Linked DNA regions of Homo sapiens: region 1 is linked to region 2. The links are chromatin loops, found by intact Hi-C in ENCODE. Cell type or tissue: CD14-positive monocyte. All regions are shown on one strand. Each heading gives the region's core, and the rest is flanking DNA. Links, peaks and the distances in the headings are about the cores only. Region 1 overlaps CACNG2 (calcium voltage-gated channel auxiliary subunit gamma 2). Region 2 overlaps CIMIP4 (ciliary microtubule inner protein 4).

Region 1 (16,260 bases), core at 4,115-12,114, 440 kb before region 2:
GGCAGAAGTGGGGCTAGAACTAGGATTACCAACCAGAAACCTTTTTGGACTACTTTCCCTAGAACCAGAGCTGTCAACCAGAAACAGTTCTGGGCCACTCTACCTCCCCTGTCTCTGGATTCCTCGGGAGTTAGGAGGATTTGTACTCTGGAATCTTAGACTTGAGTCCTGTCTCTGCCATTTACTTGCAGTATGACCTCAGATGAGTCACTTCCTTTCCTTGAACCTCAGTTTCCTCATCTGTAAGGTAGAGCTAAGGATTCTGACCTCAAAGGAGTGTTCTGAGGGCCAAACGTTGGGAAAGTGGACAGGAGGCAATCTCAGACATCTCATTAGCTCAAGAGGACTCTAGATACCTGAGGGTCATTATGACTGTTGACAAGTAGCCACCTTCTCCCAAGAGATTTTGTTACCATCTGTTTAACAGTGACCTTGAAGGGGATCCATCCCCCACTTTGCCCTTGCCAGTCCCTTAAAGGAGCACGCATGGCCTTTGGTCAGGCTTGGACCCTGGAAGGGAATGCTTTGGGATTCTCTGACTTTGGGTGTGAACTGGGCCCTGGATGCAGAGCCCAAGGGTTCCCCTCTCCTGGGAGGCTCCAAGGTCACAGCGAGTACTAGGGTAGAGTTGGGAAGGAAGCAGAATTTCCTGGGCAAAAGAAATGTCAATAATTCTTTTGTTTTCTTCAAGGCATCTACCTGCCTATCTGGGGCTCCCCTTAAATCCCATGTCTGTGGCTGGAACTATTGAGACTCTCCTACTTTGAGGAGGTCCCACTGTCCTGAGTTCAAATCCTGACTTTTCTCCTTATTAGTTGAGTGTGACTTTGGTTGGACAAGATTTCAAATTCCTCTAAACTCCAATGTCCTCATCTACAAAATGGGCCTCTTAAGAGTACACATTTGGTAAGGTTTAGTGGGAATTAAGTGAGATTATGTGTGAAAGGGTTTAGCACAGTGTAGAGCTCAGTCAATGCCCGTTATTACTGTGATTGGAAATTAGAATGATTGCCACCCATCGTGTTTGTATAACACTTGACCATTTCTGAACTTATGCTTCTCTTACGCCATTTGATCTTCGCAATGACTCTTTGAGGTGGCCGGTGCAGGGATCATGACCTCATTGCACAGATGAGACAACTGGAGCTCAGAGAAGGCAACCGTCTACTCAAGGTCACACAGCTTGAGTATGGCAGAGTGGCAGAGCCAAGTTCACTTCTTGTTCTTTTTTTTTAAGATGGAGTCCGGCTCTGTTGCCCAGGCTAGAGTGTAGTGGCATGGTCTTGGCTCACTGCAACCTCCGCCTCCCGGGTTCAAGCGATTTCCTGCTAATTTTTGTATTTTTAGTAGAGAAGGGGTTTCACCATGTTGGCTAGGCTGGTCTTGAACCCCTCACCTCAAGTGATCCACCCGCCTCGGCCTCTCAAAGTGCTAGGATTACAGGCGTGAGCCACCACACCTGATCTCAAGTCTTCTGAGATGAAGATTAAACAGCACCTTCCACAGGGTCAGACCGGACGAGACAAGACCAGGCTTTGACCACGTGGTTGGGTTGTTCCCTGGGTGCTTCATATCTCCCAAAAACTCCTTGATAGAAATAATCCACAATGCTGTTTCAAACCCTTTTTGCCTCTGTTTATGCTCTGAGCCTGTACCACCTCTAGGGGCGAAGAAACTTCTCCTTTCTCCGTGGCGTCAAACGGACTTTTCCTTGTATTTGTCCTAAAGGGACCTCAGCAGCCCCTCCCCGTTGGGTCCGTCAAAGCACTCTGCCAGAAGGTCTGTGTGTTCTTCAGTGTGGGCACATGATGGCGCTGCTCCACAACGCATGAAAAATCAGGCCCAACCCACCCCTCACCCCCCGCCCCCCGGACTGCATTTCAACGCATCAAAGATCAATTAAACACCTACTATGTGCAAGTGACTGTGATTGCTCCGGGGAGGGCTTCAGTTATTCAATACTGTTATGTTTAGCTATATTAATAATAGCCGTAATAACATCGGTACAGGGCTTCATAGTTTATCGAGCAATTTACGTGGATTATCTGGTTCTATCTGCCAAGCAGTCCTGATGCGTTAGATCGGGTGGGTCTTTCTGTCCCACTTGAGGAGGAAACTGAGGCACGGAGGGTGACAGAACTTATGTAAAGGCACGGGGGAGAGAGGCACATGGTAGGCATTTGATGAATTATAGGTGGTGGATGGAATGAGGCAGACCCAGGCATCTATCTCCTCCAGGTTGTTATTCATCAGTGAGGGCCGGGATTGTATCTTATTTGTCTTTCCATCCCCACTCCTAGCACGGCTTCTGATTGAGGGCTTCCACAGACCTCTGTGGCAGGGAGAGGAGAGGCAGGGGGATTCCCTGTAGGCTGCAATGCCGAACAGCTCCTGGAAGGCTCTCTGAGGGTGTGCAGGCTGAGAGAGGTGGCTTCTGGGCTGGAGACTGCAAAGAGAGGAGGTCACTGCCTTCACCGTGTAGCATTTGCAGGACATGAATGACTCACCGTAATTCAGCTCCTGAAGGCACCAAGTAGCTGAGTGGTCAGGATGATTCATTCATTCATTCAACAAACGTTTTCTGAGTGCCTGTTACATGCTAAGCATTAAGAATGCAGGTATGCAAACACAGCCTCTGTCCCCCTGGAGCTTCCAGAGCAGTGGAGGAGATGGAGGGCAAAGAGCTAGCAATGCGGTTTGGTTTGAGTTGCCCAGAAGTCTGTACTGAGTGCCACGGGGTAACCAAGTCTAGTGGCACAGTGTGAAGGCTACAAGAGGGGGAGATGTTTTGCAGGATTTGAAGGATGAAATGAATTTGCAGATAACCAGACAAAGAAAGGTGCATGAGGACTGGGGGAAGGAAAGCATCAGGGGCAGTGGGGTATGTACGGGCAGGAGCTGTCAAAGGGCGTCAGTCATGTGTTTGAGGATGGGTAACAGATGCAGTAGGAAAGACAGTGGTACCAGCAGGGAGGGCCTTGAAAGCTATTCTGAGGACTGTGAATTGCATCTTGTATTTGTCAGGGAATCACCATGCTGGGAGCTCTGCTAGGAGCTCAGAGTTCCATGGAGAAGGTGGGCAAAGAGAGGCCCATCACTCATGTTTACTGAGCCTTGACTATTTCGTGGTGCTAAGCACTTCTTGGGCCTTGGTTTATTGTCTGTCTTATAAGGCAGGTACTGTGATCATCCCCATTTTATACACGAGTAAACTGAGACTTGGGATACTGACATAAGTTTTTCCCAAGGTCATAAAACTGGTACTAGTGGAGTCAGGACTTGTCTTTTTTGTTTTTTAATGGTCACCTTTACTAAAGCTGAAGTGTATGGGTTTTTCACGGATGGGGTACAAAATTCAAAAGGCTCAAAAAGTCCCAAGTGAGGTTGCTCTTCTTTTTTTTTTTTTTTGGGATGGATTCTCGCTCTGTTGCCCAGGCTGGAGTGTAGTGGGATGATCTTGGCTCACTGCAACCTCTGCCTCCTGGGTTCAAGCGATTCTCCTGTCTCAGCCTCCTGAGTAGCTGGGACTACAGGCACATGCCACCACGTCTGGCTAATTTTTTTGTATTTTTTAGCAGAGACAGGGTTTCACCATGTTGGTCAGGCTGGTCTTGAACTCCTGACCTCGTGATCTGCCCACCTTGGCCTCCCTCCCTCCCCAGAGGTGACTACTCTTACACTTTCTTGTGTTTTTTATTTTCTAGAGACTTTGCCTGTTTGTTTTGTGAGAGGTGTTTTATATAGACATAAGCACAAAAAGCAAGACAAGACAAGTGCCTGTTAACTACAAACATGGGCTTTGGGAAGAGCCAGTGTGGGTTTAGATCTTGACTTTTTCTGAGAGCCTGACAAGTGTCACCATTAAATGCTGGTTTGGACAAAGGGTGGGCGGGCTTGGAGGGTGGGATGAGGATGGCAGGGGGTAGGGACGTGGACATCAAGAGGTCTGTGTGCACAAGTGTGACTGTGTGGGCCTGGACTGGGGGTGAGGTGATCAGATGGGGACAGGAAATGGGGACTGCAGAGGCCTGGTGAGAGACAGAGCAGGGACGAGGCAGGGGAGAGCGGCTGCTGCGGGGCTGTCATAGCCGGCAGGCGTTTGGCAGGGCAGAAGGCACAGTAAGAGGAAGAGAGGCAGCCTGCGGGCTTGGCTTGGGACAGCCTCTCTAAGGCTCGTGCTGACTCTCGAGCAGTTCCAGCTCAGCAGGCCATGCACACGAACCAGGAAGCTGGGTGGACTGGGCTGGGAAGGAGGCCATGGGCTCAGGAGCCCGGGAGATCTGGTCCCAGTGCCCAGTGGGGATTCTGGGCAAGCCAATTCCTCTCCAGGCATCTGTGCGGGTCAGCGCCACACGGAAGCCCCTCGTCCCTGTTGATCTTCACTGTAGAGGGAGAGGCAGGGAAAGGCTTGGGAGATGCCGGGCTGGGATGGGCTAGGGGCTTGGAATGCCTGCCCAGAGGTTTTCAGGGCGGCATCTCAGCAAGTGTCCACAGTGTGCAGAGCTCTCCCAGGCAGGATGGGCACCTATACATGCATGCATATGTGTACTTTACATGTTATATGTAATACAATGTAATACATGTTATTTTGCTCGGTTCCCACTTCCCCTTTTAGAAGCCAGTTGATATATAATGAGTTGGTGTCCTCCCATTCTTTTTGATGCATTGAGGATCCTAAGTCTGTGCCCCAGTCCCCATAGTCTGTTCACTTCCTGGCTTCCTGGAAGAACAAAATGTCCCCGCCTCCTCTCGTTCTTTCCCTGCCCCACTCCTAGAATCAGCTGTTTTTCTAAGGAGCCCAGGTTTTCTTCCCTGAGAAATGCTATTTGGGTGGGGGAGAGGGAGGGAAGCAACAAGCTGTGGGGGAAGAGCCTCGATCTGGGCAACCCCTTTGCTCTTGTGACCTCGAGCAAGTCCCTCGGGGCATTAGGGGACCAGTTATGTCCTTTCTAGACTCACCTGAGGCCAAGAAGATGTGGGAAACATCCATCCTGTGTGCCTGCGGTCTGGAAAGGCACAGCCCCAGCTCTGCCCCTGTGTGGCTGTGTGATTCTGGGTTTCTTAACCTCTCTGAGCCTCAGAGTCCCCATCTGTGAGATAGGAATAACATGAGGCTTTTTTTTTTTTTTTTTTTTTTTTTTAAGACAGGGTCTTACTCTCTTGCCCAGGCTGAAGTGCAATGACATGATCATAGCTCATTGCAACCTTGAACTCCTGGGTTCAAGTGATCCTCCCGACTCAGCCTCTCAAAGTGCTAGGATTACAGGCATGAGCCACTGCATCTGGCACGTGGACATTTCTGACTTATCTCAACTAGGGAAGGTACTCAATAAATGCTAATTCCCTTCTTCCTCCCCTTAATTATTTGACTTCAGTACCCCAGGAAATGAGGACTGGGATATTGGATGGTTTGGGAGAGGAGGAAAGAGGTGTCCAGGGAAAAGGAAGAAATTGGGAAATAGAAGACCACGGACAAATAAAAGAGGAGGGGTTAATTCAGAATAGGGAAGACGGGCCAGGCGCAGGGGCTCACACCTGTAATCCCAGCACTTTGGGAAGCCGAGACAGGCGGATCACGAGGTCAGGAGTTCGAGACCAGCCTTGCCAATATGGTGAAACCCCGTCTCTACTAAAAATACAAAAATTACCTGGGCGTGGTGGCACTCAACTGTAGTCCCAGCTGCTCAGGAGGCTGAGGCAGAAGAATCGCTTGAACCTGGGAGGCGGAGGTTGCAGTGAGCTGAGATCGTGTCACTGCACTCCAGCCTGGGCAACAGAGCAAGACTCCATCTCAAAAATAAAAAAAAAGAAAAGAAAAGAATAGAGAAGATGATTTTAATCATCAGAGCTTTCCAATAAAGGCAGGCTCTGGCTGCTTGGGGGAGGTTGAGAGCCTCCTGTCATTAGAGGTATGCAAGTAGAGGCTGAGGGATTGTGAGCCACACAGATGTGTTTGTGAGGACTCGCAATGGCCAGGAGGTAGATTCCTTCACTCAGCAAACTTTGGGAGAGGGCTGTCCTTGCCTGGTCCTGTAATGGGGCAGGGAAGCCAAGGTGAATAGGACACCATCCCTGGCCCCAGGGAGCGCCCAGCCCAGGAAATAAGCAAATCGCTGAGATCCTTTTACTCTGCAGTTCTGTGCTTTGAAGCATCCAAGCCTTGGAGGGAGTTGGCTGGGGATTTTCAGTGTGCGCCTTTTGGTATTGATCCACTGAAGTTGGAGCTGGCTGGGGAATGGCAGGAGGACGCCGCAGTGTTATTAGTGCGGAGGACACGCTGTAATCTGTCAGTGTCACCCCGGTTGCAGCTGGCCAGGAACCATCCTGCTGTTAACGCCTCCCTTCCCAGCAGCCATGGAGCACACAACTTGTACAGCACCTGCCAGTGCCTCCACCTCTCCTTGTAGGAGGGAGAGTGTGGATATTTATTCTTTTTCTGCATCTCCCTAGCATGAGTCCTCGTCTCCAATCACACTAATTTATTCAGTGTTTTCCAACACACCTTGGGCATTCCTACCTCTGTACCTTCAGTTACCAGAATTCCCTACCAGCGGTGGTCACTCCTGTCCATTCATCCATCCACCTGTCCATCCATCCAATCATCCATCCATCCACCCACCTATCCATTCAATCATCCATCCATTCATCCGTCATCCATCCATCCCCCCATTCATCCATTCAATCATCCATCCATCCATTCATCCATCCACCCACCCACCTTCCATCCATTCAACTTTGCAATCCGCTTCAGTTCAATTCAATTCAATTCACCTTTATTCAACTCATAAGGTTACTGGGCTTTGCCATGTACCACACACATGTGATAAGTGAGGCATGCCTCTGCCCTCAAGGAGCCCATGGGAAGAATCCTCCCCATTCTCCATGGCCAGCTTTGCATCTCACCTCTGTTAATCCTTTGCCATGCCCTTCAGCAGAAGCAACGGACTCTGAAGGGCTGTCCTGTGAGGAGAGTTCAGTTCTGGCTTTCATGAATTGCAGAGGACAGAGCTCAGACAAGGAGAGAGGCAAAGGGTGGGGAGGAGGTGAGAGTGAGATGAGCTAGTGGGACGGGGATTTTGGCTTTGTGGAGGGAGCTGCTTCCAGTTAGCTGTGAGTACTCAGCAGTGTATTGGGGGATGAAGGGAAAGAGAAGGGGGCAAGGAAACCACTATTGGAGAAGTGGGTTAGTGTGGCGGTGAGGAGGTGAGCTCTGCAGCCAATGGACTACCTGGCTTATTGTCTCAGCTCCACCATATTCCTGCTGTGTGAACCTGGGCACATATCTTAACATCTCTGAGCCTCCATGTCCTCATTTGTAAAATGAGGATAATAAGACCTATCTCACAATGTTGCCTTTAGCATTAACACATGCAGTGCTTAAATTAATGCGTGGCACAAAGGGAGAGCTTAATAGATTCCAGCTTTGGTTGTGACTACTCCTATTACGTACCAGCTACTATGCCAGGAGCTTTCATTCCAGTGTGTCCTCTGAGCTAACCCTATGCGGGGATTATTGAACCCATTTTGCAGATGAGGAAATGAAGACCGACGGAAGCTATCTCTTGAGCTCGTCATGCAGCTGGCGAAGGGTGGAGCAGGGCTTCAAATGCAGACCTTTCCAACTCCATTGTCCCTGCTCTCCTGCGTGCCCTTTCCTGCCTTTTCTCAAGGGGTGAGTGCTCTGAGATGCAAAGATTGGAAGACTTCCATCCCAGCTTCTGCCTAGGGCACTCTTTTGGCCTTCTCTAGTTGTAGCCCTGAATTGTTAATTACTGTTTCATGTATGTTTTCTCTGCTCCCCAGAGACCATGAGATCAAGAAAAAAGATTTTCTTCTCCACGGCAACTGAAGTGTTGACTTTGACAGTGAAAGCTACAGAGTGTATGATGTTTCCCTTTTTGCCTTGCTTGCCAGGAAGCTTGTGCTTTTTGTCAAACTGCTTACTTCCCCTTTCCATGGTTTTGGTCTTCTACCTTTGACAGACTTTTATTCATAAGTCTTACTGTAAGCTGTTCTACTCATAGAATAAGCTGAATAAATAGAAATTGAATTGAATGGAAAAGGATGGGTTACAAATTACAAGTAAATAATTCATTTTATATTTAATTTAATTTATTTATTTACTTTTGAGATGGAATACTGCTGTCACCCAGGCTGGAGTGCAATGTCGTGATCTCACTGCAACCTGCGCCTCCTGAGTTTAAGTGATTCTCCCGCCTCAGCCTCCCAAGTAGCTGGGATTACAGGTGCCCATGCCTGGCTAATTTTTGTATTTTTAGTAGAGATGGGGTTTCACCATGTTGGCCAGGCTGGTCTCGAACTCCTGACCTCAGGTGATCCATCCGCCTTGGCCTCCCGAGTGCTGGGATTACAGATGTGAGCCACTGTGCCCGGCCTGCAAGTAAATAATTCAAATAAAATCACGAGCTTCAGGAAAGAAAAATGCCTTTCTTATATCGGGCCATTGCCACAGTGTTTAGCCCTGAGCCCTGGTTCTGGCTGGGTGAAGTTTGCATGGAAAGCCCAGTGGTGATTTTCCCTGTTGTGTCTGGATCAGTGGCTCTCCTTGCACCTAGAATATAACTCAAAGGCCTTCCCTTTGGATTAGAGCAGCAGTCCCCGACCTTTTTGGCACCAGGGATCAGTTTCATGGAAGACAATTTTTCCACATACTGGGTGGGAAACTGTTTCTCCTCACATCATCAGGCATTAGTTAGAGTCTCATAAGGAACAGGCAACCTAGATCTCTCTCATGCACAGTTCACAGTAGGACTCATCCTCCTGTGAGTATCTAATGCTGCCGCTGATGTGACAGGAGGTGGAGCTCAGGTGGTAATTCTCCATCACCCGCTGCTCACCTCCTGCTGTGTGGCCCTGGTCCAAGGCCCAGGGATTGGGGACCCCGGGATTAGAGGACTGACCCCTGCCCACCTCTTCCACCTTATCCTGTGTAACTTGTCCCCTTGCTCACCCAGGATAACTACTGGAGTCATCTTTGAGATGTTCTCACAAGCCAGGTTCTTTCCCTGCTTCAGAAAAGAGGCTTTGTGGCTGGGCGTGGTGGCTCACACCTGTAATCCCAGCACTTTGGGAGGCCGAGGCAGGCGAACCACCTGAGGTCAGGAGTTCGAGACCAGCCTGACCAACATAGAGAAACCCGGTCTTTACTAAAAATACAAAATTAGCTGGGAGTAGTGGCACAAGCCTGTAATACCAGCTACTCGGGGAGGCTGAGGCAGGAGAATCACTTGAACCCGGGAGGCAGAGGTGGTGGTGAGCTGAGATCATGCCATTGCTCTCCAGCCTGGGCAACAAGAGCAAAAACTACGTCTCAAAAAAAAAAAAAAAAAAGAAAAAGAGGCTTTGCATGTGCCGTTCCCTCTGCCTGGAGCCCTCTGCTCTCTCCCATCCCCTGCTTCTGCCTGGCTCATCATTCCTACGCTTCAAATTTCTGCTGAAAGTCAGCATCTTAGGGAGGCCTCCCCTGACTGCTCTGTTTAAAGGGGTTGTGGTAGCTGGTCTGCAAAGACAACTCCCAGTGCTTCCTGGCCTCTCCTGTGTATGCTGCTGTTCCCATCAAGAAACAGACTCTATTTCTCCTCCTCCTGGAAGTGGGCCGGGCGTTGGGCCTGGCTTTGGCCAATGGAATGTGGCAGAGGTAATTTACTGAGGCTTCCGAGGTGAGGCCTTCAGATGACTGGCAGCTTCTCCTTCCTGCCACCTGGAACCCAGCTGGTATGCTGTGGGAAGCCCATATCACATAGAGAGACACAGCGGGAGAAATGGGGTGTTCAGCTCAACAGCCCAGTTGAACCCCCAGCCAACAGTCAGCATGGATTCCAGCCATGTGCGTGAGCCAGCCTGGGTGCTGCAGCCCAGGTGAGCCCCTGAATGACTGCAGGCCCAGCTAACATCATACGGAACAGAAGAACCACCCAACTGAGCCCACAGAACTGTGGGAGATAATAAAATGGTATTGCTGTTTTAAGCCACTGAATTTCCAGTCATCTAAAGAGAGGTTAATCCCTGATAAATTTCTCTCTTTCTCTCTCTCTCTCTTTTTTTTTTTTTTTAGAGAGACAAGTTCTCACTACGTTGCCCAGACTGGAGTGCAGTGACTGTTCACAAGTGCAATCATAGTGCACTGCAGCCTCGAACTCCTAGTCTCAAGCATCCCTCCTGCCTCAGCCTCCTGGGTAGCTGATATTCTAAAAATCATTGCCCCAATGCACTTACTTCATAGCATTCACAATAATCTATAATTATATAATTATTTGATTCTTAACTTGCTAATTTTCCCTTTTTTCTTTTTCTTTTTCTTTTCTTTTCTTTTTTTTTTTTTTTGAGACAGTCTCGCTCTGTTGCCCAGGCTGGAGTGCAGTGGCATGGTCTTGGCTCACTGCAATCTCCACCTCTTGCATTCAAGCAATTTTCCTGCCTCAGCCTCCCGAGTAGCTGGGATTACAGGCATGCGCCATCATGCCCGGCTAATTTTTTGTATTTTTAGTAGAGATGGGGTTTCACCACGTTGGCCAGGCTGGTTTCAAACTCCTGACTTCATGATACATCTGCCTCAGCCTCCCAAAGTACTGGAATTACAGGCGTGAGCCACCGCACCTGGCCAATTTTCCCTTTCTTCCTATAGCACATGAGTTACAGAAGGCTGGGACCATGTTTGTCTTGATTGCAGCTATCCCCAGCATTAAGCACAGTGAATGGCATGTGGTGGGAGCTGAAAGAATGAAAGAATGAATGAATGAATGAATGAATGAATGCAAGGCATCGGAGTGGTCTTGAAGTGTTCCTAAGAGCCAGTGTAAGTCTCTGTGGCTGCAGCCCAGGCTGATATAGCACCAGAAAGGAGATGGGTATGGCCTAAGTCTCAGTTCTCTGGGGCTTTCACGACTCAGAACTGTACAACACTCCCTGACACCACCTCTATAACCCAGATCTCCACACCCCTGCCAGGAAGAATCACCCTTTTCCTTCTCCTTGCCCTTCTGTATCCTGCACAGCTCTCCATTAGGGGACCCGACAGGTCTCCGCGCATGCTCGTGTGTATAGATGATGGAAGCAGGACAGAATAATGGGTATGAATGAGGGCTCTGGATCCAGAGACCCCCACCTTTGAACCCCAGTCCACCACATTCTAAGGATATCTTGGTGCCATGGCTACAGATATTGAGTGTTCACTCACATAGGAAGTGCTGTGTAAGTGTGAGCTTACATTACAATTGCCATGTGCCAGGCACTACTCTCACGTCTTGAATTCATTTACTTCATACAACCTTATAAGGTGGTTGCTATTATCATTCCCCTCTTACAGATGAGGCAACTGACGTGTGGATAATTTGCCCAAAGTTGCGGATCTGAACCCTGCCAATGTGGCTACAGAGCCCACCTTCTTCTTTTTTTTTTTTGAGACGGGGTCTCTCTCTGTTGCCCAGGTTGGAGCGCAGTGATGCAATCATGGCTCACTGCAGCCTTGAACTCCTGGGCTCAAGTGACTCTTCCATCTCATCCTCCCAAGTAGCTAGGACTGAAGGCGTGCACCACCATGCCCAGCTAATTTTTGTATTTTTTGTAGAGACAGGGTTTCACCATGTTGCCCAGCCTGGTCTCAAACTCCTGAGCTGGCGTGATCCACCCAGCTTGGCCTCCTAAAGTTCTGGGACTACAGCCGTGAGCCACCGTGCCTGGTCCAGAGCCCACCTTCTTAACCCTCATACTGCCTCTCTCGTTCTCAAGGTAGAACCCTCGTTCTGCCTCCCTGAGCCTCAGTTTTCATACCTATAAATGGGATAATAATGCCTGTTTAATAGGGCTATGATACCATGATCTGGCAGTGCCTGACACATTGTAGAATCTCAATAAATCCCAATTTGCTGTGGCAAGATAGATGAACAGACTTCCAAACCAAGGAGGGCTTTGAAGCTTTACTGTGAGGGTGCTAGAGAACCACTGAAAGTTTTCGAGTAAGACAATGACATAGTGAAGCTGTGGCTTAGCTCCAGTCCTACCTTTTCCCGCCTCTGTCCCCCCAACAATTAGCTCTATGCTGCCTGAGGTTGGTATCTGAGTTTCACATCCCTGTCTTACCTCCCCGTGAGGTGCTGAGATTTGAACTGTTTCAGGATCGTGATAGTTCATCCCGGGCCTGGAATGAATGGGGTGGGAGGGATGTTCTTGATCTTGTGGGACTCATCTCAAAGGGCTGCCTCAGAGATCCCATCTGGGGCCCCATTTCTGTCTCCACCTCCAGCCCTACTGACTGACAGAGGTGCCTGGGTTTCATATGACTGACTTCGTATTCCCCTTGGAATCCCTTCTGCAGCATAGTGGATGAGGTGAGACAGAGGCTGGTAACTCGGTGGAAGAGAGAGGAGGGAGAAAAAACAAGGGAGCCAGAACAGGAGAGAGTGGGAGACAGGGGGACAGAGAGAGAGAGTGGTGGAGAGAGGGCGAGCCAGAGTGAGGGAAAGATGGGCTCACTGCTTCAGGGCGGGGTGCACCTGGTGACAGAAATGGGCCACCTGACCTTGTGCTGTGTTCCCTTGTTCTGACAGATATGGTGAGGCCATCTGACCTTGTGCTGTGTTCCCTTGTTCTGATGGATGTTGTGAGTCTGTGTGGGTGCACAAGCATGCACATGTGGTCTGTGTGTCCACATAGATGCGAGCGTCTGTGACATAGCATGCACCCTGTCTGCTGGCCTGTGCATGGAAGTGCACAGATGGGTCTCCAAGGACCTAGGGACTAAGCATGTGGAGAACCATGTGCAGTGCCTATGTACGTCCTCAGCCCCAGCGTCACCTCCTCCATGTGCCTCACCCCCTATTCGTTCACCCTCCTCCCCCTGTGGTGGCATTATCACCTTTCTTGGTCAGTCTCTGCTTACCTGTCCCTGTCTCTGCCTCTATTGAGAGCTTCCTGCAGGAAAGTCCACATCCTTGTCATCCCTGTACTCTTGGCAGCAAGATCAAGGCTTGCTGGGGCAGGTGATCAATAAAGGCTGATGACTGATTGAGTATATTTGTGTGAATGGATCTACTTCCAGAAGCGTGTGTGGGTGTGTATGTGTGTGTGTGCACGCACATGTGCACACATGGAAACATGTATGTGGCCATACACAAATGCACATGCACTGTGGGGTGTGGATGTGTCTCTGAGATGTCCATGAATGAGCCTCTGGGCACACACCATGCCCACAGATTGATGCAGTGATATGCTGGCAAATGTTTAACAACCGGCTCTTCATTGAAAAAAAGAATGCTGTTGGGCCGGGCGAAGTGGCTCACCCTGTAATCCCAGCACTTTGGGAGTCTAAGGTGGGCGGATCATGAGGTCAAGAGATCGAGACCATCCTGGCCAACATGGTGAAACCCCATCTCTACTAAAAATACAAAAATTAGCTGGGTGTGGTGGCGCACACCTGTGGTCCCAGCTACTTGGGAGGCTGAGGCGGGAGAATCACTTGAACCTGGGAGGCGGAGGTAGCAGTGAGCCAAGATCTCATCACTGCACTCCAGCTTGGTGACAGAGTGAGACTCTGTCTCAAAAAAAAAAAAAAAAGAAAAGAAAAGAAAAGGAAAAATAAGCCCTGATTAGCAGCATTTGCCCATTGCTGTAGTGTAAATGTTCCCACCATGGCCGACTTCAAGTTGCTGCTGTGGCGTCATGGAATATGGAGTTAGCTGGGAAGAGATGCACATAACTGGCTCACATGAGCCCACAGGAGTTGGCTTCAGTACACGGAAGTATTCATGTCTGTGACTGCCCAGCCCATGATGGGCAGGGGAGGCAGTGCAAAGTTCCCCTGGTGATGGTAATGCTTCTTTCCAGAGCTGTGCCCTGGGGGAGCAGGCAGTTGCTGGCTGCCAGCCAGCTTTCACCAAGCGGCCTTAGAAGTCAGTCTAAACCAATACTCCTTGTTAGGCAGGTCTAGGCGCTCACCAACACAGCAGCACCTTCCCTCACTCCCTGCAGAGGCTTTGAAGTTTTTGGATTTGGTGAAGTCAGCATGACTGCAAGGAGGAATTGCTAAGCCTGAAGCATGAATGGAAGAGGGGGAAGGAGGAACGCTTCAAACCTCCATCTGAGGCAGGTGGCCAGGGATGCTGGAAGGTCTGGAGGCCCTGGGCCTTGTGCCTGCTTGAAGCCGATTCACTGTGTAAGCCTGGACACATCGCTTGCCCTTGCTGGCCTCCACCTGTGACTTCCGTGAAGGGAGAGGTCTTCTGAGCTCCGTGGCCTCTACCTGACCCTCTGGGAGTTGGTCCTTAAACTGCGCTCTGAGTGTTAAAATCTACATTCAAAAGGCAGAGAGAGGCTGTGTTGGCCTTAAACAAGAGCAAGAGGGGACCCTGCCCTGGCCCTCCTCAGACCAGGCCCTTTCCCACATGGTGAGGAATTCACAGGCCAAGGCGATGTGCTCACCCCAAGCCCTACCCTTTGCTAGACACTCGTCTGATGCCTGCTGCTGTAGAATTTCTGCTCCAAGAGTCCTGCCGTGCTGGCTTCCAGGGCTGGCTGCCATCTGTCCTCCTGAGGACCCATGTCCTCCTGCCTTAAGCAGTGGTTTTGGGAAAGCTGGGTGTGCAGGCTGGGATGTGTGCCCACTTTGTGGGAGATGCCCTGAACGTGCTGAGTGGAGCTGGAAGTGGGAAAGGAGGAGGGGTGGGTCATGGGCAGGGAGCTGTGGTCTTGGGTTCCAGGGTGGGCTTGCCCCATGCTGCTACTTTGAGGAGCAGAATGCAGAGGAGGTTGAGAATTCTAAATTCAAACCTAACATTTTAGTTTGTCACAAGGACATATTTGCCAGGACAGAGGATAGACCATATTTTTAAATTTTATTTTATATTTTATTTTAATTTTTTTTGAGATAGAGTCTCGCTCTGTCACCCAGGCTGGAGTGCAGTGGCGCGATCTCGGCTCACTGTAACCTCTGCCTCCCGGGTTCAAGCAATTCTCTGCCTCAGTCTACCGAGTAGCTGGGATTGCAGGCGCCCACCACCACGCTCGGCTAATTTTTGTGTTTTTAGTAGAGACGGGATTTCATCATCTCGGCCAGGCCGGTCTTGAACTCCTGACCTCATGATCCACCTTCCTCGGCCTCCCAAAGTGCTGGGATTACAGGGGTGAGCCACCTCGCCTGGCTGATAGACCATTTTTTAAGGTCGTTAGTTCGATGTGCAGCTGTTAAATCTTCAGACTTAAGTTATGGAGAGTGAGCCTCCCTTTCTACTCTTGCCCTGGACCCCACAAGTGTTAGGGGTGAGCCTGGAGAGAGAGATAATTGAGATTGGTGGGGGCTTGGTGGTGTGGCCCCAGCAGACTGAGGCTGAGTTGAACAGGGAGTTTTGAACATTGGACCCTTCTAGAGTAGACTTTTCCGGGCCACGTCATACAGGGCTTACCTTCTCTTAGGTCTGTGCGGTGTGTAGGTGTCATCTGCTTGCCATCTCCTTTCTCTGGAGCCCCAGGAGAGCTGTACAGTGAGTATGCTTCCCCAACACATCTTAGATAGCACTGTTATCTTAGACAGCTGTTTTGGGGCATGACAGGTCATCCTTCCAATGGGGCCTTTCTCTGATGTCAAAGGTCAAATCCTCCTGTTAGCATTCCATCTTGTCTTTCTCATCTCTTCAAGTTAAGAGAGTCCCAGGGACCCTCCCCATTCTTCTGCCACTCCATGGCTCTCCTCTTCCTGAGAAGCACCCCTCTGCAGGGAGCCCCCTGAGTAAACTGGTAGGGTCATGTCCATTCCAAACTGCACAATTTCACGGGGGAAAATGGAAACCCTGGAGTGTAACTGGGATGTTGAGTGGGGCTGCTTTATTCTAAAAGATAAAACTCAAGGACGTCATGCTCTCTGTCTTCAAATATCTGAGGGGCTGTCATGCTGAAAAGGGAAGGGATTTATTCAGTGTTGTTGGAGTGTGAAGGAAGAGGTGGATTAAAATTCAGTGTGCAGAGAAGACTTTTGCCAAAGAGTGCTGCTTAGCACTGGCTGGTGCTATCTTTGGAGGGGGTGAGCCCGCTGTCACTGGAGGCGTGCAAGTATCCCTAAAGGATATTTAATAGGGAACTCATGATCTAGAGAGTGGGGGGACACCCTACTGTACAGCATCTAAACCTCTCATCCCCAATAATCTGTAGCTTTAGGATTGTTTTAAATAGGATGCCAGGAGTTGGGAAAGGAATTAAAGAAATTCACTGAAGTGAGGACCAAGCTATAAAAAAAAAAAATCTTTATTTCAT
Region 2 (16,260 bases), core at 4,472-12,471:
GCTGGGACTACAGGCACCTGCCACCATGTCTGGCTAATTTTTTTGAATTTTTAGTAGAGACACGGTTTCACCACATTGGCCAGGCTATTCTCAAACCACTGACCACAAACGATGTGCCCACCTCAGCTTCCCAAAGTGCTGGGATTACAAGCATGAGCCACTGCACCCAGCTGAGAACAAGAACTTTTAATACTTGCCAGGTTGTTTTCCTATTGTAAACTATGCTGCAATGGAGATCTTTGCACGCACTCCCTATATACATGTTCAAGGGTTTGTCTAGGCTGTGTAGAAATGGAAATTGTAGGTTGTATGATATAATTTCAATTTTGCTAAATACTCACCCACGGCTCTTGGCTCATAATTCATCAAGGGTACGAAAGTTTCCATTTCCCTCATTCTCATCTACACTTGCGTTTTAATTCTTGCCAACCTGATGGATTGTTTTCATTTGCATCTCTGATTATTGGGGATAATGAGCATCTTTTCAACTCTTCCGTGTGGCTTCTTTAGTCATTAACTCTTTATGTTCCAGCCAGACTGTAAATTCCTAGAAGGAAGGTCTGAGTCTCAAATGTAAGGCCCTCACAGAGGACAGCCCGGTCCAGGCATAGACTCTCTGTTTCCTACCTCACCTCTGTGTTCCTCCTTGGAGCCCTACCTTCCAAGCTTAACAAGCTACCTGCAGCTTGCCAAATACATCATGCTGCAGTTTCATGCATACCATGCCCTCTGTCTGGAATGCTGTGCCTCTTCCAGTCCACCTGAACATCCTTATTCATGTTCCATGATTCATCTCAAGAGCCACCTCCTCTATGAAGCCTACCATATGACCGGCACCCTACCCCATCCCAGGCAGAGCTAACCACGTTCTCCTTTGTGCTTTTGCTGGCCCCACGTGAACGTCTCACCGCATGTGTAAGACTTCTGAGCATCTATGTACTGATGTATTTGTCTTCTCGCCAGACTCTGAACTCTTTGAGGACAGGCGCCATGTCTTATTTATTTTTGCACGTCCAGCTCATTGGTCAGGGCTGGGCAGGGGCATATCATGGGTAGATAAGTCTCTAAGGCAGCTTCTTCCACATCAATCTCCTGCAGACTGCAAAGCTCTGAGGTCTGGACTGTATTGCATATTGCATATGCATATTGCATATTGTATTGCATTCATATTGCTGTTTTCACCGTGCCTAATAGGGCTGAGTGTTTGTGGTGCTCCGTCAACAGGCACCACAAACACTCAGCCCTGTTAGGCACTGCACTGTCATACTACGTACACTGCAGTACGATTGCCTGGTAGAGTAGAAGTGACTTTGGATAGAAATTCCTGGGTTTGCACCCCCAGCTTCCTATGCATATAATCTTGTACAATTTCCTTGGCCTCTCCAAGCCTCAGTTTCCTCATCTTCATAAAGGGAGTGATAACAGCTCTGAGGACTGGTGTAAGGATGAAATACAGTTCCGTATATAAACCATGTGGCACATAATCATTTGCCACGTTATCATTTCTATGTCAGAACAGCACAGAGTCTGCTTTAGCCACAAGACTTTGGGTGGCTCATTTTTTCAGGTGTCACATGTGATGGGCACATAGTAGTTGATGAAGACAAAGTCTAGTGTTTCCAGTGCCCAGAACAGTGTCTTGCAGAAACTAGGTACCCAGTAAAGAAGTTGAACTGAACTCTGCACTTTGCACATAATTAGATATTTGATGAATATTAAATCAAGTCAGATTCACTTCCCTGTATTGCATTCTGATCCAACCCTACCTTTAAGTCATTCCTGGACGGGCGTGGTGGCTCACGCCTATAATCCCAGCACTTTGGGAGGCTGAGGCGGGTGGATCACTTGAGCTCAGGAGTTCAAGACCAGCCTGGCCAACATGGTGAAACCTCATCTCTACTAAAAATACAAAAATTAGCTGGTCATGGTGGTGCACTCCTGTAATCCCAGCTACTCGGGAGGCTGAGGCAGGAGAATAGCTTGAACCCAGAAGGCGGAGGTTACAGTGAGCCAAGATCACACCACTGCACTCCAGCCTGGACAACAGAGCCAGATTCCATCTCAAAAAAAAAAAAAAAAGAAAAGACAAAGAAAAAAAAGTAAGTAAGTCATTCCCTTTTGTGGGAGGAGGGGCAGTTGAGGGAGAAGTAGGAACATGTCTCCTCTTCTCCCAGTAGTGATTTTGATTCTTCCTCTCGCTTTTGATCTTTCAAAAGCAAGATGACCACCAGGACAAACTATTATTTTGAGGTCGCCAATGAACCATTCCTGCATACAGTAATACTCTTATGTAGTCCCCTCTCACAAAGTCTGGGCTTGGCCATATGTCTCTTTGGCCACAGGGACATTGACAAGCCAGTGCAAGGCTTGATAAACCATTGCACATTGAATCTTGTCCCCTGAGACGGCTCCTTCTTGAAACCTAGTCCCCATTCCAAAAGAAGCTCAAGTGAGCCACGAAGAGAGGTCCCATGAGAGAGAGTGATGATCAGCCAGCCCCCCACTGTGGTTCTCATCCCAGCTGAGGCACTAGGCATGGGAGAGGAGCAGGCGTCTTCACAGCAGATGCTATACAGAACAGAAATGAGCCGTACCTCCTGAGCCCTGCCTAAATTGCTCAATCATGAGCAAATTAAGGATCATGTCATTTTAAGCCCACAAGTTTTGGTGGTGTTTTGGAACACAGCAAATAATAAATAACCCATGGGTAGAGCACGGTCTGAGGGTGCAAGTCAGTGATCTCGGGGTGGAGTGTGCTGCGGGCTTAGAGACTCATCAGGTGAAAAGCTTCAGGATCAACTGGAAAACAGAACCGTCTGACCTAGAACCCATTATCTGGGGACTCTTCCCTGGGGCTCCAAGCCCCTATGGTCTGAGGATGCTTTTGGCTCCTTAAACAATGAGGAGACCTCAGGCTCACATTACAGGAAGTCCAGAGGCCGGCAGCTTCTGGCCAAGTTGATGGAGCAGCTCTGCGAGGCCATGGAGGACCCAGAATGTGCTGCATGGTCTGCAATTCCTCTGGTCATAGGTGTCTGGCAGGAGTGGTCTGGGCTGCATGGTTCCTCATTCATTACATCAGGAAAGATGGATGCTCTCTCAGCATTCCCAGCTGAGAAAAGAATTTCCCAGAAGGCTGCACGCATCCACACGTTTCCTTGCATCTTATTGGCCCAAATTGAGTCATATGTGCATGACTGAACCAATCACGTGCAAGAGGTGGGGTTGGGGTAGGGGTAAAGAATCACCATGAGACCAATCAAACCCGCCACTAGATTGGAGGAAATGTGTGTGGCCAACTCCTCTGAAGTCCGTGTCTCGTGGGGGAGGAATGGATGTCTGGGAATAATTGGCATCTTCTAGGAAGAGCATGTAGGGTAAGATCCAGCAGTGTCCACTATAGGACCCCCTCACATAGGGCATGTGGGAGAAGCCAGGCACCCTGGGCTTGAGACAGAGTCATGCCCAGCTCTCATGTCCTTTCCTGGGATAATGGATGAAGGTACGTGTGTGTGCATGTGTGTGCAGGAGGGAGGACTAGGGAATAGTTTGGGACCCCAGGGCTTCTATCTTCCCCCAGTTGGTCTCTCCAACACCACATATCGGCCTCTACTCCAGTGTGAAGAAAGGCACCAAGCACAGGAGGACTCGGACCTGAGCCTTTCCTTATTGTTAGCACTTTATTTGAGTAGAAGACACCTCTACTGTGTCAAAACTAGTACTTGGAGCTCTTGGATTTGCTGTTTTCTCCATATTTCTCTTCCAGTGCTTTCTGCAAGTTCAGGTTCATAGCATTTTTCTGGTGCCACCGCCCTACAGCGAGCAGGAGAAGAGCCAGCACAGATTAGATCATCTGGCAGTCTCTGGAGTTGCCCAGACCCCAGGGATGACTCGTACCTCTTCCAAGTCCACCCCGGCTCTGTCTCCTGCTCTGGTTTCTCTCTGACCCTTAGAGCCAACACACCCTGCTGGTGGAGGACAGTCCCTGCCTCCCATCACCCGCAGCTCCTCACTTACCCAGATCATCCGTCTTCCTGCCATGCCAGTGTTCTAAGTCCCTCACTGATTTCTCAATGACCTCTGGTGTGTAAGAAGCCTTCATGAGGCTCTTTGTCTCCTCAGCAGCCCCTGTAGAATACCATGAAGAAACCCCAAGTGCCCAATTCAGTGGCAGTCGGGTACTCCATGGCTTATATTGGGTGTCAGTTTCCTCTACGGATGGTAAATTGTGGAACGGAAGGAGAGTGGGAAGGGTTTCAAAGTAAAGTCGTTTGGGTTCAAACCCAGACTCCATTATTTATGGGTAGTATAGCCTCAGAGAAATTTTTAACCTCTCTGAGCTTCAGTGTCTTCAACTATACCAAGAAATGAGATTTTTTTGCATGGTTGGAAAGACAAAATTATTGGACATTCATCAAGACATCTAGCAAGTGGCAACTAATACCTGTAACTTAGGAAAACTTATCTCTGTTTTCAAAATTCAAACATGCACAAGCAGATACGTTGCAATGATCAAGAGTCAGCAGAAACACCAAAGGACAAAATCTCCCAAATTAGCAAAGATTTGAATGATCAGATACAGAATACAAAATAAGTATATTTAGGCCGGGGGCAGTGGCTCACGCCTGTAATCCCAGCACTTTGGGAGGCCAAGGCGGGTGGATCACGAGGTCAGGGGTTCGAGACCAGCCTGACCAACATGGTGAAACCCCGTCTCTACTAAAAATACAAAAATTAGCTGGGCGTGGTGGCGGGCTCCTGTAATCCCAGCTACTCAGGAGGCTGAGGTAGGAGAATTGCTTGAACCCGGGAGGCGGAGGTTGCAGTGAGCCGAGATCGTGCCACTGCAGTCCAGCCTGGGCAACAGAGAGAGACTCTGTCTCAAACAAACAAACAAACAAACAAAAAACCTATATTTAATGATTGAAACCATAAGAGAGAATAAAAATATAAGCAAAGAGTAAGAAACCATCCAGAAAGAGCAGATAGATTAGTAAGAGAAGCAAACGGAATTTCAGAAATGAAACACATAATAATTGAAAAAAAATTAAACTCCATGGCAATAAGATGCCTGGGACTTGCTTTGAAATAATCTTGGGTGGGAGTGGATGGGTGGGAGAAAAGATGAGACAAGATCGGCTATGTATTAATCATTGTTGAGGCTGAGTGGTATATGCAACATCTATTTATAAACTAAGTTCTCTTCTTTTCCATAAGCTTGAAAATTGCCATCATAAAAGTTTAAAAAGAAATTCAATTAACAGATAAAATAGCAGATCAAATAAAGCTGAGAGAAAATGGTAAACTGGAAGATATACCTAAAGAAATTAATATTAGGATGCAATACAAAGAAATAAAAAGATGTGGGCTGGGCGCGGTGGCTCACGCCTGTAATCCCAGCACTTTGGGAGGCCGAGAATATATATATAAATTCTATATATACATATATCTAAATCCTATATATAATACATATATAAATTCTATAAAATAATAACATGTAAGCTGAGGTGGAGGTCGGGAGAGTAATTAAAGTTAATTAAAGTTTTTTTTTTCTTTTTTTTTTTTTTGAGACGGAGTCTCGCTCTGTCTCCAGGCTGGAGTGCTGTGGCTCAATCTTGGCTCACTGCAACCTCCATCTCCCAGGTTCAATCTACTCTCCTGCCTCAGCCTCCTGAGTAGCTGGGATTACAGGCATGCGCCACCACACCCAGCTAATTTTTGTATTTTTAGTAGAGACGGGGTTTCACCATGTTAGCCAGGATGGTCTGGATCTCTTGACCTTGTGATCCGCCCATCTCGGCCTCCCAAAGTGCTGGGGTTACAGGTGTGAGCCACGGCGCCCAGCCAAAGTTAAAGCCTTCTAAGGCCCTTAGTGTTCAGGAAAACACAAATGCCTAGATTAACTTTATAATTTGTTAATTACGCATATAAAAATGTCAAAGGTAACCACTCAAAGAATAAGAGGAGTAGAAAAGAACAAATATCAGATTGAGAAAAATAAGAAAGCTGATGTAAATCCAAAAAGAGAGAGAAAAAGAAGCCACAAAGAAAAAGCAGCACACCATCCTGGCTAACACGGTGAAACCCCGTCTCTACTAAAAATACAAAAAAAAAAATTAGCCGGGCGTTGTGGCAGGCGCCTGTAGTCTCAGCTACTTGGGAGGCTGAGGCAGGAGAATGGCGTGAACCCAGGAGGCGGAGCTTGCAGTGAGCTGAGAGCGCGCCACTGCACTCCAGCCTGGGCAACAGAGTGAGACTCCATCTCAAAAAAAAAGAAAAGAAAAGAAAAGAAAAAGCAGCACAAATAGAAAACGAAAAATAAGATCATGGAAATAAACCCAAATAGTCTATATCAGTAACGAGAATCAATATGAACGAATTAAACCCATTCGTTAAAAACCAGATGATGACACTACAGAAAATGTTTTCCAGGTATGTATCATTGAAGGCATATTTAAAAGGACACAAAGAGAGGATAAACATGGAAGAACAGAAAAAGATATACCCAGGCAAACACTAACCAAAAGCAGTCTGGTCTAACTATATCAGGTGAAATAGACTGTAGGGCAACGGCACGATGAAAAACAAAAACAATTGCAATTCATTAAGGTAATGTAATGATTCTGAACTTGCTACATTGAAATAATCTCAAAATAGATAAGGCAAAATTGACAGAACCACAGGACAAATGGACAAAGCTGCTATTATAGAGGGAGATTTAAAGACACATATTTTAGTAACTAATAGATCAAGCAAAGCATATTAATAAGGATTAGAAGATTTGTGCAGAAATTATTAACAAGCCTGTTCTATAGACAAATGCAGAATCCCTTACCCAAGAGATTGTTATTATTATTATTATTATCATTATTTTGAGAGGGAGTCTTGCTCTGTCACCAGGCTGGAGTGCAGTGGCGCGATCTCCGCTCACTATAACCTCCGCCTACCTCCGCCTCCCGGGTTCAAGCGATTCTTCTGCCTCAGCCTCCTGAGAAGCCATTACAGGCGTGCGCCATCACGCCTAGCTAATTTTTGTATTTTTAGTAGAGACATGCGCCATCATGCCAGCTAATTTTTGTATTTTTAGTAGATATAGGGTTTCACCATATTGGCCAGGATGATCTCGATCTCTTGACCTTGTGATCTGCCTGGCTCCGCCTCCTGAGATTTTTTTTTTTTTTTTTTTGAGATGGAGTCTTGCTCTGTCACCAGGCTGGTGTGCAGTGGCGCAATCTCGGCTCACTGCAAGCTCCGCTTCCCGGGTTCACGCCATTCTCCTGCCTCAGCCTCCCGAGTAGCTGGGACTACAGGCGCCCGCCACCGCGCCCGGCTAATTTTTTGTATTTTTAGTAGAGACGGGGTTTCACCTTGTTAGCCAGGATGGTCTCGATCTCCTGACCTCATGATCCACCCGCCTCGGCCTCCCAAAGTGCTGGGATTACAGGCGTGAGCCACTGCGCCCGGCCTGGAGAGATTATTCTTAAGCACACACAGATCATCTACAAAAATCACCATCTACTGGGCTCTAAAGCAAATCTGAACAATTTCAAAGGATTGAAATCATTACAGGGCTGTGTTCTCCAATGACAGTCACATCAAGCTGGGAGATGGAATCCACCCCAAAGACAAGAGAGCAAACCAAGAAAGAGGAAGACACCAAATAGAGGAAATCAGAATTCCAACAATGGAAAGAAGTGAAAAAAAGAAAATCCTTGGTAAGCTGGTTCAGGGATCCCTGGATACCTGGACACAGAGGGAAAAGGACAGGACGTAAGCTACCATTCTGCCTGCTCTGTGACTCAAAGACACAATGTCCAGGTGAGCCCAGCCAAGGTTTTGATTTGTATGTGGCTTGTCCTTACCATGGGCTGACCCTCTACTCTCCCCTCCCAGCCCTGCTGCATGGAGCAGATGAGGACCTTCATGTTAGCCCACAGGGGTGTTCTGCTCTGACCTCCTTCTGAAGCTGGAGCCACGGTGAGTTGGGAGGCAGAAAATACACAAAGGGCCACTCACCGTGGCCATATTCCTGCAGGCCATCCCACATGGTTCCCCCGCAGCCCTGTCTGTGGGAAGCCTATACACCCAGGACTCACGGCCATGCCAATACTCTCCCCACATGAAGTTCACCAAACTCTCAGGACACCCAAAGCCAGACTAAGACCCAGAGCCAGCTCCATTTTCCCCCATGCTGTTTCCATGGTAGTGAATAAATTTCATGAGATCTGATGGCTTTATAAGGGGAAACTTCTTTCACTTGGTTCCCATTCTCTCTTGTCGGCCACCGTGTAAGACGTGCCTTTCACCTTCCACCATGATGTGAGGCCTCCCCAGCTACATGGAACTGTGAGTCTATTAAACCTCTTTTTCTTTATAAATTACCCAGTCTCAGGTATGTTTTTATCAGCAGTATGAAAACAGACTATATTATATTTAATGATGTAATGTTAGAATCAAGAAGGAGATAAGGATGCCTGTTTTTCCTGCTTATAGACACCATTGTCCTAGAGAGGTCAGCCAGATGCTGATATAAAGGTAAGAAAAGCCTAGTGTTTAGGAATTTAAACTCTAGCCTCTGACTGGCAGGGTTTAAATCCCAATTCTGACCGTCCCTATCTGTGTGGCCTTAATTAAGTTATTTAACTTTTCCATGACTCAATTATTTTTTATCTGGAAAAAAAAATGGGAATTGTAGCATTTACCACATGGGATTCATGTGCAGAATAAAATATATATATAAAGTACTCAGAGCAGTACCTGGCATATGTTAAATACTATGCATAAATGTAGCCATTATTACTATTCAAAAGCACTCCTAAAGAATCAATAACTAATTACTGGAATTAATTGGTGAGCTGCATAAAGCTTCTGGATACGAGATTAATATACAAAAACAAAAATTGCATTTGTGTATACGGTATCAGCAGCAAAGTTAGAAAATATAATTTTAAAAAGATATCATTTTCAACAGCAGCAAAAAAAGAGATTCTCCTGAGTAAGTCTAACAAAAAAACCTGCATGATGTTTATAGAAAAAAAAAAATCACAAAATGTTACTGAGAGATATCGAAGGAAGACTTAAATTAATGGAGGTATATACCATATTCATATATTAGAAAATTCATTATAAAGCTGACAACAGCCCTTAAATTGAGCTGTAGATTCAATGTATTTCCAATCAAAATCCCAACAGGGTTTTTCATGGAAATTTCTGTTTATTAATAACATTTGTATGGGAGAGTAAAGGGCCTAGAAACCCAAGACATTAACTGGTGATGGTGGTGGAGGGGTGGTAGTGGGAGTATTGCCTGACCAGATATCAGGCTACTTATAATACTTTGGTGATTAAAAATGTAATATTAGACCAATGGACAGAATAGAGCCTGAAACTGATCTATGCATGTGTCAAAACCTGATGGATAACAGAAGTACCACTGCAGGTCACCGGGAGGAAAGATGAGCCTATTCAATAAAAGGTACTGAGGCAGTCAGTAACCCACATAAAGAAGGAATTGAAAATGAATCCCTACTGGGGAAAGATTTCTGGTGTTGTTGTTCCATTATTTTGAGGGCTGGGCACACAGATGCCCAAGGAATGCCTGAGCTCGTCATCTCACTCTTTATACAGCTGGGCAAGCTGCCTAAAGTTTCCTCAAGCCTCAGTTTTACTACTTTCTTAAATGGCTAAAACTCACAAAAGCCATCTACAGTTTTTGAAAATGAATCCCTACTTCATACTAAAAACAAAAATCAACCCCAGGTGGATTAAAGAGTTAAATGTGAAAAGCAAAACTAAAAATTTTAGAAGACTGTGTAAAAGATGATCTACGATTTAGCATAGGATAGGAGTCCCTCAACCTGCTCCCCCTGGCAGCTTCTCTAATTCAGTAAATAGCCATCTCATCCTTCCAGTTGTTCAGGTCAAAACGTTGAAGTCAACGTTAATTCCTCTCTCACCCCAAAATCTATTCATTAGCATATTCTTTTCTCTCTGCCTTATACAAATATCCAGAATCCTACTACATCAGGCCACCTTCACCATTACCTCCCTGAGCTGCTATATTGCACAATGGTGCCTTCCAAAATAGCGCAGGTGCACTAGCCCAGCTTCCAACACCAAGCCACCATCATCTGTCCCATCTGGAGTTTTGCAGCTGCCTCCTACCAGTTTCCCTGTTTCTGCCCCATCTCCCTATGTCCATTCTCCCCATAGCAACTGGAGTGAGCCCTTAACCTGAGCCAAACAGGGCCATTCTCCTGCTTAAAATCCCGGCTTGGTTTCTCATCTCACTCCGAGTAAAGACCTTCCAGCAGGCTTCACGACCCAGCCTGTTTCCTCTGATGTCTTCTGCCTCACTCCTGTGCAGCCATACCAGCCTCACCAACCTCAAACAGCAAGTATAAAGGCTAACCCTGGGTGGGTGGAAACAGAGAGGGACAGATGGATGGGCACACTGACAGCACTGTGTGGCAGGGTGAAGCCCTGATTCATAGTGTTTGCCAATTTCCAGAGTGTAAATACTACTAGCATGGCCAATTTTAAGACAGCATTTATGTGCCAGTCAGTTCAGAGAGACAATTGCCTCTTGTGAGCTGGTGCAATTTGCTATGAGCTCCAGCACACCCTTGGCACAGTTCTACTTCCCAGGTGGGATGATGGGACATGGACATTTTTAAAAATAGATTATTTTACATTTATGTAGACATTATCATACAAAGTTGTATGGAATAGCTATTTGGTGACCGATAGTTGTTAAAGAGAGAACTGGAAGGCAGGATCTGGAAGGCCCGGAACAGAGAACAAGCAGAACTGTATTCTCGCTTTCCTCCCTGACACCATCCCTTCTCCAAGCTCAGAGAAAACTCCAGAAAGGCTTCCAGTGGGCACCTGGTTCCTCAGGTGACAGGGATCCGAGCCAGGTGGAAGAGGTTTGTCAGGCCCTGGGAGCACTGGAGAGGGCCTGGAGTGAGGAGAGAGGAAGGAGCCATACCAGAAACAGCCTCATTTTGCAATGAGGCCAAACCAGAATGTGGGGCAGAGAGAAGCCCCTGCGTGCTGTGACAGGCATCTGAGCCATCCAGAAGACCCTGGGAACAGGATCATAGCTAGGGAGGTGACTTAGTGGTCAAGAAAAGACTATGAGGCTTTGAAGGCAGAAGGAACACCTGACTTTGAGTCCTAGGCACAATGCAGACTACTGAGAGTTCTAAGGCAAATGATCTGAAATCTGCCCGTGAAATGGAGCTAATAGCACTCTCCCCACCCCAACCAAACAGGACTACACTGATCCAATGGAAACCCTGTGTAAATGTCAGAGCCTCCAACCCACCCTTCCTTTCTTCCCAGGTGGCGCCACCTCCAGGCTCTGGAGAAGAAAAATGATAGCCTGACAGCTACTGAGTGCTCACGACTTGCCTCGGCCAAGCACCTTCATGTGGCACTTCATAAAGTCCTGCCAATGACCCAGCAAGGGCCATACTCTCATTATCATCCCCACTGTACCGAGAAGGCAGCGGAGGCTTGCAGAGGTTGAGGATCCCACCTAAGGTCATACCCAGCTAGTGAGTGGCTGAGCTGAGCTTTGAACCAAAGAAACTTGATATTGTCACTGTGACCAAAGGTGCCTGGGATGGGGCTAGGGGTGTGGGGAGCAGCAGTCCCAGTTCTACTGGGTCCTGGGCCTCCTACTGGCAGATTAAGAACAAGAGGTGGGGAGGGCGCAGTGACTCATGCCTGTAATCCCAGCACTTTGAGAGGCCAAGGTGGGTGAATCACTTGAGCCCAGGAGTTTGAGACCAGCCTGGGCAATATGGTGAAACCTTGCCTCTAGCAAAAATACAAAAAAAAAAAAACAGAAAAGAAAAAAATTAGCCAGGTATGGTGGCGCGCATCTGTGGTCCCAGCTACTTATGGGGGCAGGGGGGTAGCTGAGGTGGGAGGGTTGCTTTCTTGAGCCTGTGAGGTGGTGATTTCAGTGAGCCAAGATTGTGCCACTGCACCCCAGCCTGGGCAACAGAGTGAGACTTCAAAAAACAAAAGAAGGGAAGGAAAGGGAAGGGGAGGGGAGGGGAGGGGAGGGGAGGGGAGAGAAGGGGAGGGGAGGGGGGAGGGGAGGGGAGGGGGGGATGGGAGGGGAGGGACCAGAGGTGCCTGACTGCCAACTGGGATGAATCATCCACACATCAAGGACAGGGGACTGGATGTTCCCAGCACTCGCAAGCTGACATAGAGGACACATGGGCATGAAATAAGTGTCCTTGAAGATGTGCCCTGGGGTCCTAGACCCCATATGGAGTGGAAACCCCAAAGGCCTTCCCTGCCCAATGCCTGGGAGACCATGGGTGTTCACGGCCCCACCCTTGCCCTTTGACTTGACCTCGAAACAAGTTTGACCGCATGTTGTAGCCGAGGTCATAGTAGTCTGAGAAGACGGAGGAGATTTCCACAGGATTCTGGGTCCTGCTGGGCCATGAGCTTGCCCTTTTCTGGCCCTCGAAGACTTCATCAATAGCCTTTTGAGCCTGAGCAGGGAGGCAGGGATGACAGACAGGGGATGGAAAAGCAGTTTCAAGCCCCATATCTCCCTCCAACTCCTCCTCCCTTGACCCTGCCCTCCCCACCCCGATCCCACCTGTAGCCTGCAGCCCTCAACCTATTCACAGGGCTGGGGAGCTGGGGTATACAAAGGCCCCAGCCCCAACTCCTCTCATCATCTGCACTGCTGTGGGTGGGGGGCATCAAGTTAATGATCATAAAACCTCTTCCAAGCATTGAGCATCTGCTACCTGCAACATTGGGACGGGGGGTCTCTATAGGGTGCCACTCTTCCCACCATTTTATAAATGAGGAAAGCGGGCCTCAGGAGACCAAAGATCACCCAGTTCACATGGCTGGCAGGGCACAGAGCCCTGGCTTGCCTCCTACAACTGAGGCACCACACAGGGCAGCTCTGGGTGGGTGCTTAACTTTCAATGAGGCCAACTCCCTCTTCATACCAATAGGGAAACTGACACACAGAGAAGCTGAGCCCAGGTCCAGGGGCAGGACACCTAGGTTTGAGTTCCAGTTCTGCAATATATCAGCTGTTGACTTCAGCAAGCCTCTTCTCCACTCTAGGCCTCAGTTTCCCTACATGTAAAATGTGAAGGCAGGGTGGAACTGGATGGTCTTTGAAGTGGCTTCCAGCTCTGACACTTGCTGGCTCAATGACACTTGTGACATAAGTTACAGATGGGCAGAAAACACGGATTTCTTGATTCCAGCCAGGGACAACGGTGGCTGAAGAGAGAAAGGACTTCTCCCAAGGCTGGGCAGGGTGGTGAGAGGTGGTGACCACAGAGTCAACCTCAAATTGGGACAAGTTCCTCCAAGTGGGGCAGAACATGTCAAGACTGTGACCTTCCAGACTTGCTGGTGGTGGGGTCACTGCACTTTAAGATGACAGAGTGGAAGGGGAGCCTAGGAGAAGCCTGACCCCCAGCTTTTGTGACCCAAGCAGATCGTAGCCCCTCCTTGGGACTTGGTTATACTATCTGTTATAAAGGAAGCAATAACTCCTGCCTGACCTTCCACACAATGCAGTTGCTATGAGGGTTGAGATGGTGGCTTTAAAAATATGTCTCAGAATGCCAGGACAGAAAGAACATAGCATTTGACCAGAAACGGTAGATGAATTTTATCTCGTGTCAGTTGATTTGTAATGACTGCCTGGAATGCTATATCGGGTGGAAAAGAGTGCTGGCATTGACTAGTGATGTCTGCCATGAATGCAGGCTGGGAGGGTTGTGATACGCTCACCATGTATTTGTCAGCCTGATCTAGTGCAACTGCCTCGCTTTACAGATGTGGAGACTGAAGCCCAGAGAGGGTAAGTAACTTATCCAAAGTCATCCAGCATTTAGGATCAGGTCCAGGATTCAAACGCACGTCTTCTGATTCCCAATAAATGCTATCCATCCACTAAATGCTGTCTTCTTTGGGAGACTTGATCACATGGAAAACATCCAATTCACACAAAAGGCTTTTAACTGCAAAGTCATTAAGGATCAGAGTTCCAGAATCTGCCGACCCAGTTTGCACCCTCGTCTCGCACAGTTAGGTGAATTTGGTTGACTGACTTAACTCCTCTAAGCCTCGGTCTCCTTATCTATAAAATGAGGACAATAATAGTACCTTCCTCATGGGTTGCTGGGAAGATGTAACAACTTGTTATATGTGAAGTTTAAACAGTGCACAGTGTTTGGCACACAGCAGATGCTCAGGAGATACTGCTTTCTAGTGGTATTATTATAGGGACTCTGTACTCAAGAGTGAGTTTATCTTATGTCCTCATTATAAGACTCTGCATCACCCTCCTGGCCCCTGCTATGACACCTGCTCCTCGGAGACCAGCTGGTCCACCACATTGCTCCCAAACTTGTGGCGAATGTTGTTAGGAATGATGCTGCCCTTCTGGTTCGTGGGCGTGCTCCTCTGGTCCTGAGCCCCCAAGCTGGGACCGTCATCCGTCCCCTGGCATGGCTGAGCCCCCTCTCCCGAGGTGGCCCTGTTCTCTCTCGAGGAGGATCGAGAGCCCGCATTCTTCAGGGACCTGGACTGTGGGTCCATGCCCAGAGAATCCCTGCTGGCAGCAGTCGGGGGTGGAGGGGGAATCTCCTTCAAGTGGCACTGCCCTAGGGAGCTGCCTTGAGCGCTGGCTCCCAGGGGCAGGGGCTGTGGGGATGACAGACCCTGGTTCTTGAACTTGGAGGTGTCCAAGGAACTGTAGGCCGCTTTCCAGGGGTCCAAGTCCTGTTGGCCCTCCTTGTCATTCAGATGGGCCCTGGTGAAAGTGGTTGTACCTGAGCAGGACAAAGAGAAACAGAGGGGGAGGGAGAGAGACACGCAGACAAGGGCAGAAAGTAGAGGGTGGGGAGGGGGCAGAGATGGGGGTGAGGAGGGGAAACGGACAGACAAAGAGCCCCAGAGCTCCACAGCCAGAGAAGGGGAGAGGGACGGAGAGGAAGCGCAGGAACCAGAGGCATGGGTGGGAAATTAGGAGACACAATGGGAGAAGAGAGGCCAGCCTGCGTGCCTCCCACGGGCAGGGTTAGTCCACATTGCCTGGGGCAACAAGGGCTGCCGCCTAAGCCTGTCCCGCCTTGAGGCCTAGCTGTGTGACCGCAAGCAAGGGACTTGGCCTGTCTGTGCTTTCATGTCCCTGGCTCCATTTGGATAGTTCCCTTCCCCACTTTTCCATCTTGAAACCTCCCCCTCACTCTCCGCAGTGAGAATCTGGCAGCAGCGGCACTGGCAGAGGCGTTCCTGGGGCTAAGCCACATGCCTGGGAAGTACTGGAGTTGGATGGGACTTCCAGACTTTGCTTCCAATGCAAGACTGCTCCCCAATACCTACCTCCTCCCTTCGCCAGGGCTGAGAAGTGGCACCATCCCAGCCACCTCCCAGGCTCTCTCCTCCCCGCCTCTCCCTGTCTCCCACGTCCCTGCCCACAGCCTCCGCTTCTCTAGGTCTCTTGCTCTCAGCCTTCAGTGTCTCCTCACAGCCTGGCCTCATCCTCCACCCCAGATTACAGCTGTAAATATGTTTGGTGGTCTTCCCTCCAAAACTTCAAGTCCTCTTAAAAGATACATAAGGGCTGGGCATCTTGGCCGTCAGGCCTCTGAGCCCAAGCTAAACCATCATATCCCCTGGATGATAAACCTCCGCAGAGTTTATCTAAATGTGGCCATGTATGAGGATTCCCTAGGCTCTCATTAAAAATACAGATGCCTGGGACCCTCTCAGAGCTGCTGCATCAGAAAGGCCCTGAATCTGAGTGTTTAACAAGCCCCTGGGCATTCAGGTCATTGGAGGAAGATTTTAGCAGGATCGCTGCCCCAACTCACTGGACTCTCTTCTCCCCATCCCACCTGCCAGCCCCAGCCAACCTGCACTCACCCCTGGGGACCATTCTCAGAGCGGGCCTGACTCAGTCACGCCTGCATCAAAATCTTTCCTCTTGTCCTCAGGGCAGAGTGCCTGCTCTCGGGACTCCACAAAAGTGCCAGCCGTCTCTCCCTCCCAAGCCTTTGCCTGAGCTATTTCTCCTGCCTGGAACACTCCCCTCCACTCCTTGGGCTACACTACCCCTGCTCTTGGCTCACGTGTAACCCCATATATACCTCCCATCCATTGAGGCCAGGCCCCTCACCATGTTCCCCCACAGCCCTGCCCTTCTGGTACACACAAGACTCAGAGCACCTGAGTCACCCCCTCAGGATG

What was found. Hi-C counts contacts between places; a loop is a spot of excess contacts. Peaks named below come from ENCODE experiments on the same cell type or tissue, not always from the same donor. Only the 100,000 strongest peaks of a DNase experiment are listed, where the experiment ranks them.
Region 1: a loop joins it to region 2, with 3 times the contacts of the local background. A loop is called at or near these places in 3 of 110 quality-filtered maps.

The regions. Positions count from the first base shown.
Region 1 is chr22:36,544,636-36,560,895 of GRCh38, forward strand. It overlaps CACNG2 (calcium voltage-gated channel auxiliary subunit gamma 2), which reads right to left. Exons shown (of 4, transcript NM_006078.5): 4 at 16,222-16,260. Among named protein-coding and RNA genes, the nearest start is that of EIF3D, 24 kb to the left of the region's middle. RefSeq lists a silencer at 1-61. In CD14-positive monocyte, for the core only: no CTCF peak of the experiment used is centred there; a DNase peak (open chromatin) is centred at 7,916; H3K27ac peaks cover 459 bases; H3K27me3 peaks cover 384 bases.
Region 2 is chr22:36,987,464-37,003,723 of GRCh38, forward strand. CIMIP4 (ciliary microtubule inner protein 4) reads right to left here. Exons shown (of 6, transcript NM_001163857.2): 3 at 14,374-14,840; 4 at 12,377-12,521; 5 at 4,018-4,128; 6 at 3,662-3,813. The coding sequence ends at 3,716. Among named protein-coding and RNA genes, the nearest start is that of CIMIP4, 12 kb to the right of the region's middle. In CD14-positive monocyte, for the core only: no CTCF peak of the experiment used is centred there; no DNase peak of the experiment used is centred there.